2 separate regions of the Homo sapiens genome follow, and region 2 is linked to region 1. A link is an interaction called in ENCODE POLR2A ChIA-PET data of the cell type or tissue named here. Cell type or tissue: PC-3. All regions are shown on one strand.

Evidence for each region. ChIA-PET counts read pairs that join two places held together with the same protein. Peaks named below come from ENCODE experiments on the same cell type or tissue, not always from the same donor. Only the 100,000 strongest peaks of a DNase experiment are listed, where the experiment ranks them.
Region 2: POLR2A ChIA-PET joins it to region 1 with 6 read pairs; 2 of 35 experiments call an interaction of 5 or more read pairs at or near these places.

What each region holds. Positions count from the first base shown.
Region 1 is chr14:37,481,747-37,484,246 of GRCh38, reverse strand. All of the region lies in intron 11 of MIPOL1 (mirror-image polydactyly 1), which reads right to left. Among named protein-coding and RNA genes, the nearest start is that of FOXA1, 110 kb to the left of the region's middle. In PC-3, no CTCF peak of the experiment used is centred here; no DNase peak of the experiment used is centred here.
Region 2 is chr14:37,375,852-37,378,351 of GRCh38, reverse strand. All of the region lies in intron 10 of MIPOL1 (mirror-image polydactyly 1), which reads right to left. Among named protein-coding and RNA genes, the nearest start is that of MIPOL1, 180 kb to the right of the region's middle. In PC-3, no CTCF peak of the experiment used is centred here; a DNase peak (open chromatin) is centred at 1,221; H3K27ac peaks cover 1,084 bases.

The DNA.
Region 1 (2,500 bases):
ACTTTGAAATGTGGCAAGACACAGAAACCTACAAGAAGTTGAGAAAACTCCAAATGGGGAAAACCCACATAAATGAATTCAAAGACACATCACAATTAAACTTCAAAAAACTAACGCCAAAGACAAATGACAGAACTCATAGCTTCTTTTCCAAGGTTGACTAGTATTGCATTGGATATATATACTACATTTTCTTTATCTGTTCATCTGTTGATGGTACTGATACTTAGGTTGATTCCATAACTTGGCTATTGTGAACAGTGTTGCAATGAACATGGAAATGCAGACATTTCTTTGAAAAAATAATTTCAGGACAGTTGTGGCGGCTCACACCTGTGAAGTCAGCACTTTGGAAAACTGAGGTGGGAGGACTGCTTGAGGCCAGGAGATCAAGGCCAGCTTGCGCAACATAGTGAAACCCTGCCTCTACAAAATTTTTAAAAAATCAGTCAGGTGTGGAGGCATACACTCGTAGTCCAGGTACTCGGGAGGCTGAGGCAGGAGGATTGCTTGAGCCCCTGAGTTTGAGGCTGCAGTGAGCTACAGTCATGCCACTGCACTCCAGCTTGGGCCACAGAGCAAGACTCTGCCCTTAAAAAAAAACATTTCAAATCTTTTGGGTAAATATCCAGAAGTGAAATTGCTGGATCATATAATTCTATTTTTAGTTTTTGGAGGAACCTGCTTTCAGTCATCCATAATGGCTATACAGTTGGCCCTCTGAATATATGGACATACAGTTGGCCCTAGAATACATGGATTCTGCAATTGTGGATTCAACCAACCATGGATGAAAAATATTTTTTTCTTTAAGGAAAGAAGGATTGTTGTTGGCTGTGCATGGTGGCTCACACTTATAATTCCAGCACTTTGGGAGGCCAGGGCAGTTCGATCGCTTGAGCCCAGGAGTTTGAGACCAGTCTGGTCAACGTGGCAAGACCTCATCTCTACTAAAAAATACAAAAAATTAGCCAGGCGTGGTGGCATAAGCCCATAATCCCAGCTACTCGGGAGGCTGAGACAGGAGAATCGCTTGAACCCAGGAGGCGGAGGTTGGAGTGAGTCAGGATCATGCCACTGCACTGAAGCCTGGGCAACAGAACGAGACTTGGTCTTAAAAAAAAAAAAAAAAGGTTGTGTCTATACTGAACATGTGCAGATTTTTTTTGTAGTGATTATTCCCTAAACATATAGTATAACAACTATTTGCATAGCATTTACATTGTGTTAGGTATAAGCTAGAGATGATTTAAGGTATATAGGAGGATGTGCATAGGTTATGTGCAAACACTACAACATTTTACACAAGGGATTTGACTATCCATGGGTTTTGCTATCCACATGGGGTGCTGATACCAATCCCCTAACAGATACTGAGGGACAGCTGAATTAATTTATGTTCCCACTGAGAGTATACAAGGGTTCCCTTTTCTCCATATCCTCACTGACACTTGTTAACTTTTGTCTTTTTGAAAACAGCTGATATGGTTAGGCTTTGTGTCCCCACCCAAATCTCATCTTGAATTGCAATTCAGGTGTCGAGGGAGGAACCTGGTGAGAGGTGACTAGTTCATGGGGGTGGTTTCCCCAGTGCTGTTCTCATGATAGTGAGTGAATTCTCAGGAGATCTCATGGTTTTATAAGTGTCTGGAATTTCCCCTGCTTGCACTTCTCTCTCCTGCCACCATGTGAAGAAGGTCCTTGCTTCCCCTTTACCTTTTGCCATGATTGCAAATTTCCTGAGGCCCCCCTCAGCCATGTGGAACTGTGAGTCAATTAAACCTCTTTTCTTTATAAAATACCCAGTCTTGGGCAGTTCTTGACAGCAGTGTGAAAATGGACTAATACAACAGCCATGCTGACTGGTGTAAGATATCTTATTGTGGTTTTAATTTGCATTTCCCTATAATTAGCAATTAAACATTTTTTCATATATCTACTGGCTATCTGTATGCCTTCTTTTGAGAAGTGTCTATTCAAATCCCTTGCCCATTTTTAAACTGGGTGTTTTGTTTTCTTGCTATTGAGTTGAGTGCCTTACATATTTTGGATATTAACCCTTTATCAGATGTATGGTTTCCAAGTATTTTCTCCCAATCCATAGGCTGTCTCATCATACTGTTAATTGTTTTCTTTGATGTACAGAAGCTTTTTAGTTTCATGTAATCTCATCTGTCTATTTTTTTCTTTTGTTGCCTATGCTTTTTGGGGTCAGATCCAATAAACCAACATAATATAGTTTCCCCTCCTATGTTTTCTTCTAGTAGTTTTATAGTTTCTGGCCTTTCATTTAAGTCCTTAACCATTTTGAGTTGACTTTTGTGTGTGGTGAGAGGTAAGGGTCCAACTGCATTTTTCTGCATGTAAATATCAAGTTTTCTAAGCATTATTTATTGAAAAGACTATCCTTTTCCCATTGTGTATTCTTGGCACATTTGTCAAAAATCAATTGATGATATATATGAGCGTTCATTTCTGGGCTCTCTATTCTGTTGCATTG
Region 2 (2,500 bases), 110 kb after region 1:
TGTTTCCTTTTATTGTTGAGTAATATTCTATTGTGTGGACATTCATCTGTTGACCTACTAAATTTGGCTTCTTTCTAGTTTTGGGCAATTATGAATTAAGCTGCTATGATCATTTATGTACATGATTTGTGTTAAAATACATTTGCATTTTTCTGAGATAAAGATCCAGGAGTGCAATAGCTGGGTTATATGGTAAGTATAAATTTAACTTTATAATAAACTGCCAATGTTCCAAAGTAGCTGTACCATTTTACACTCCTAACAGCAATGTATGAAAGATTCAATTTCTCCACATCCTGTCAACATTTAGTATATCAGTATTTTTTCATTTTAGCCATTCAATTGGTGTGACATGATATCTCATTATGATTTTAATAAACTTGTAAATTTTTAAAGATAATTTTAATTTTAAAAAGTTTTAAAAATAGTAAAGTCAGAGTTTAAGATTTCAGCTACTTTTGTCAAACATTCTGCTTCAGTAATACTGGACTCAGAAGGATCACTGGTGCCCAGGAATTGGAGGTTATAGTGAGCTATGATCATACCACTGCACTCCAGCCTGGGCAAAAAGAAAGAGCCTGTCTCTTAAAAAAAAAAAAAAAAAAGGCATAAAAATAGGAAAGAAATAACCACCGCACTCCTGTCAAGACTGAATGCTGAATTGTTTTTTGGCAGGGGAAAGCTTGAGAGGATATGAAGATTATATCAACTGTCTTAGCCTACATGCCTAGAAGGATGGTAGTACCATTAATTGATAGATGTTAATAGACCAATTTGGCAGTAAATAATAGAAAACCATAAAGAATGATTTAAAATATAGGGCTATTTTATCTTGCCCCCCAAAAAGTTGCTGATGATATAGTTGCTTAACGTTCTGTCAGTGGCTCATTGGCTAAGAGGTTCAATGGTGTTACAGCCAGCTACCCTTGGCCTTTGTCTCATGACTATAAAATGACTACTGCAGTTTCAGACAGCATGTAATAAGAAGGGAGGAAGGAGTGATGTTTACTTCATCTGCCCTTATCTAAGGAAAACAAAAACTTTTACAAAGATGCCCCTCTTTCCTCCTCCCCTACTGCTGCAGATTCGCTTTTATGACTCACTGGTAAAAAGAAAAGCTGAGAAAGTATTTAACTTTTCCAGTGTCTATAGCAGAGTCATGCAAAGGAGAGTATGACTGGAAATAAATGTTGAGTTATAAAGTCAATAGTGTTTGACTCAGGTCCTGACTCCTTCCCGGGTAGAAGGCTTACAGAGTCAAATTAGGCATTTGGTTTCAAATTTGCTGTGGTTAAGCAGACATTAAGATATTCAAGTGGAAGAGCAGACATAGAGTCATTAGGACAAAAATGATAGGTGATGCCATAGGAAAAGATTAAATTGAGAAGACTACAAAAAAGAAACATCAACTGCTGGTGAGAATATGGAGCAACAGAAGCTCTCATTCATTACTGGTGGGAAAGCAAAATGGTACAACTATCTTGGAAGACAATTGGCAGTTTCCTATAAAACTAAACATATTTTTACGTATGATCCAGAAATTGCACTCCTTAGTACATACTCAAATGAGCTGAAAACACCTGGGTCCATACAAACAAAATGCACATGGGTGTTTATAGAAACTTTATTCATAACTGCCAAAACTTGGAAGCAACAAAGATGATTTTCAGTAGATGACTGAATAAATAAACTGTGGTATATCCACACAATTAAATGTGATTTAGCTGGTGCTAAGAGTTTAGCACCAGCAAACCTCTTAGCCCATAAGTCACTGACAGAACATTAAGCAACTATATCCTGATTTTTTTTTGAGCAAGAGAGAAAAAAGCCCTATATTTTAAGCACTTTAAAAAAAGGAGCTATAAAGCCATCAAAAGATATATGGGAATTTTAAATGCATATTACTAAGTTATAGAAGCCAATATGAAAAGGCCACATATTCTATAATTCCAACTATATGACATTCTGGAAAAAGCGAAACTATGGAAACAGCAAAAAGCTGGTCAGGAGGGATGAACAGGCAGACCACAGAGGATATTTTGGGCGGTGAAACTGTCCTGCATGATACTATAATGACTACATAACATTAAACATTTATCAAAAGCCACTCAATGTTCTACACCAAGTGAATTCTAATGTAAACTATGAACTTTTGGTTACAATGATGTGTCAATGTAGGTTCACTAACTATAACAAATGTACCACTCTGGTGCAGGATGTTGATAGTGGGAGAGGTTGTATGTCTGTGGGACCAGTGAATATATGGAAACTCTGTGTTTTACAATTTTGATGTGAACCTAAAACTACTCTAAAAAGCAAAGTTTATTTTAAAAAATAAGAATAAGGAAATAACTAACCCAGAGAACATTTATTCTTTAGAAATAGATGGAAAAATAAGCACCACCAATTAAGACTAAGTAAGGAAGAGCAAACAAAGAGGAAAAAAAATGGAGATATGGTGACAGAAAACTACAGAAAGCCAGTCACAGGAGTAACTGCC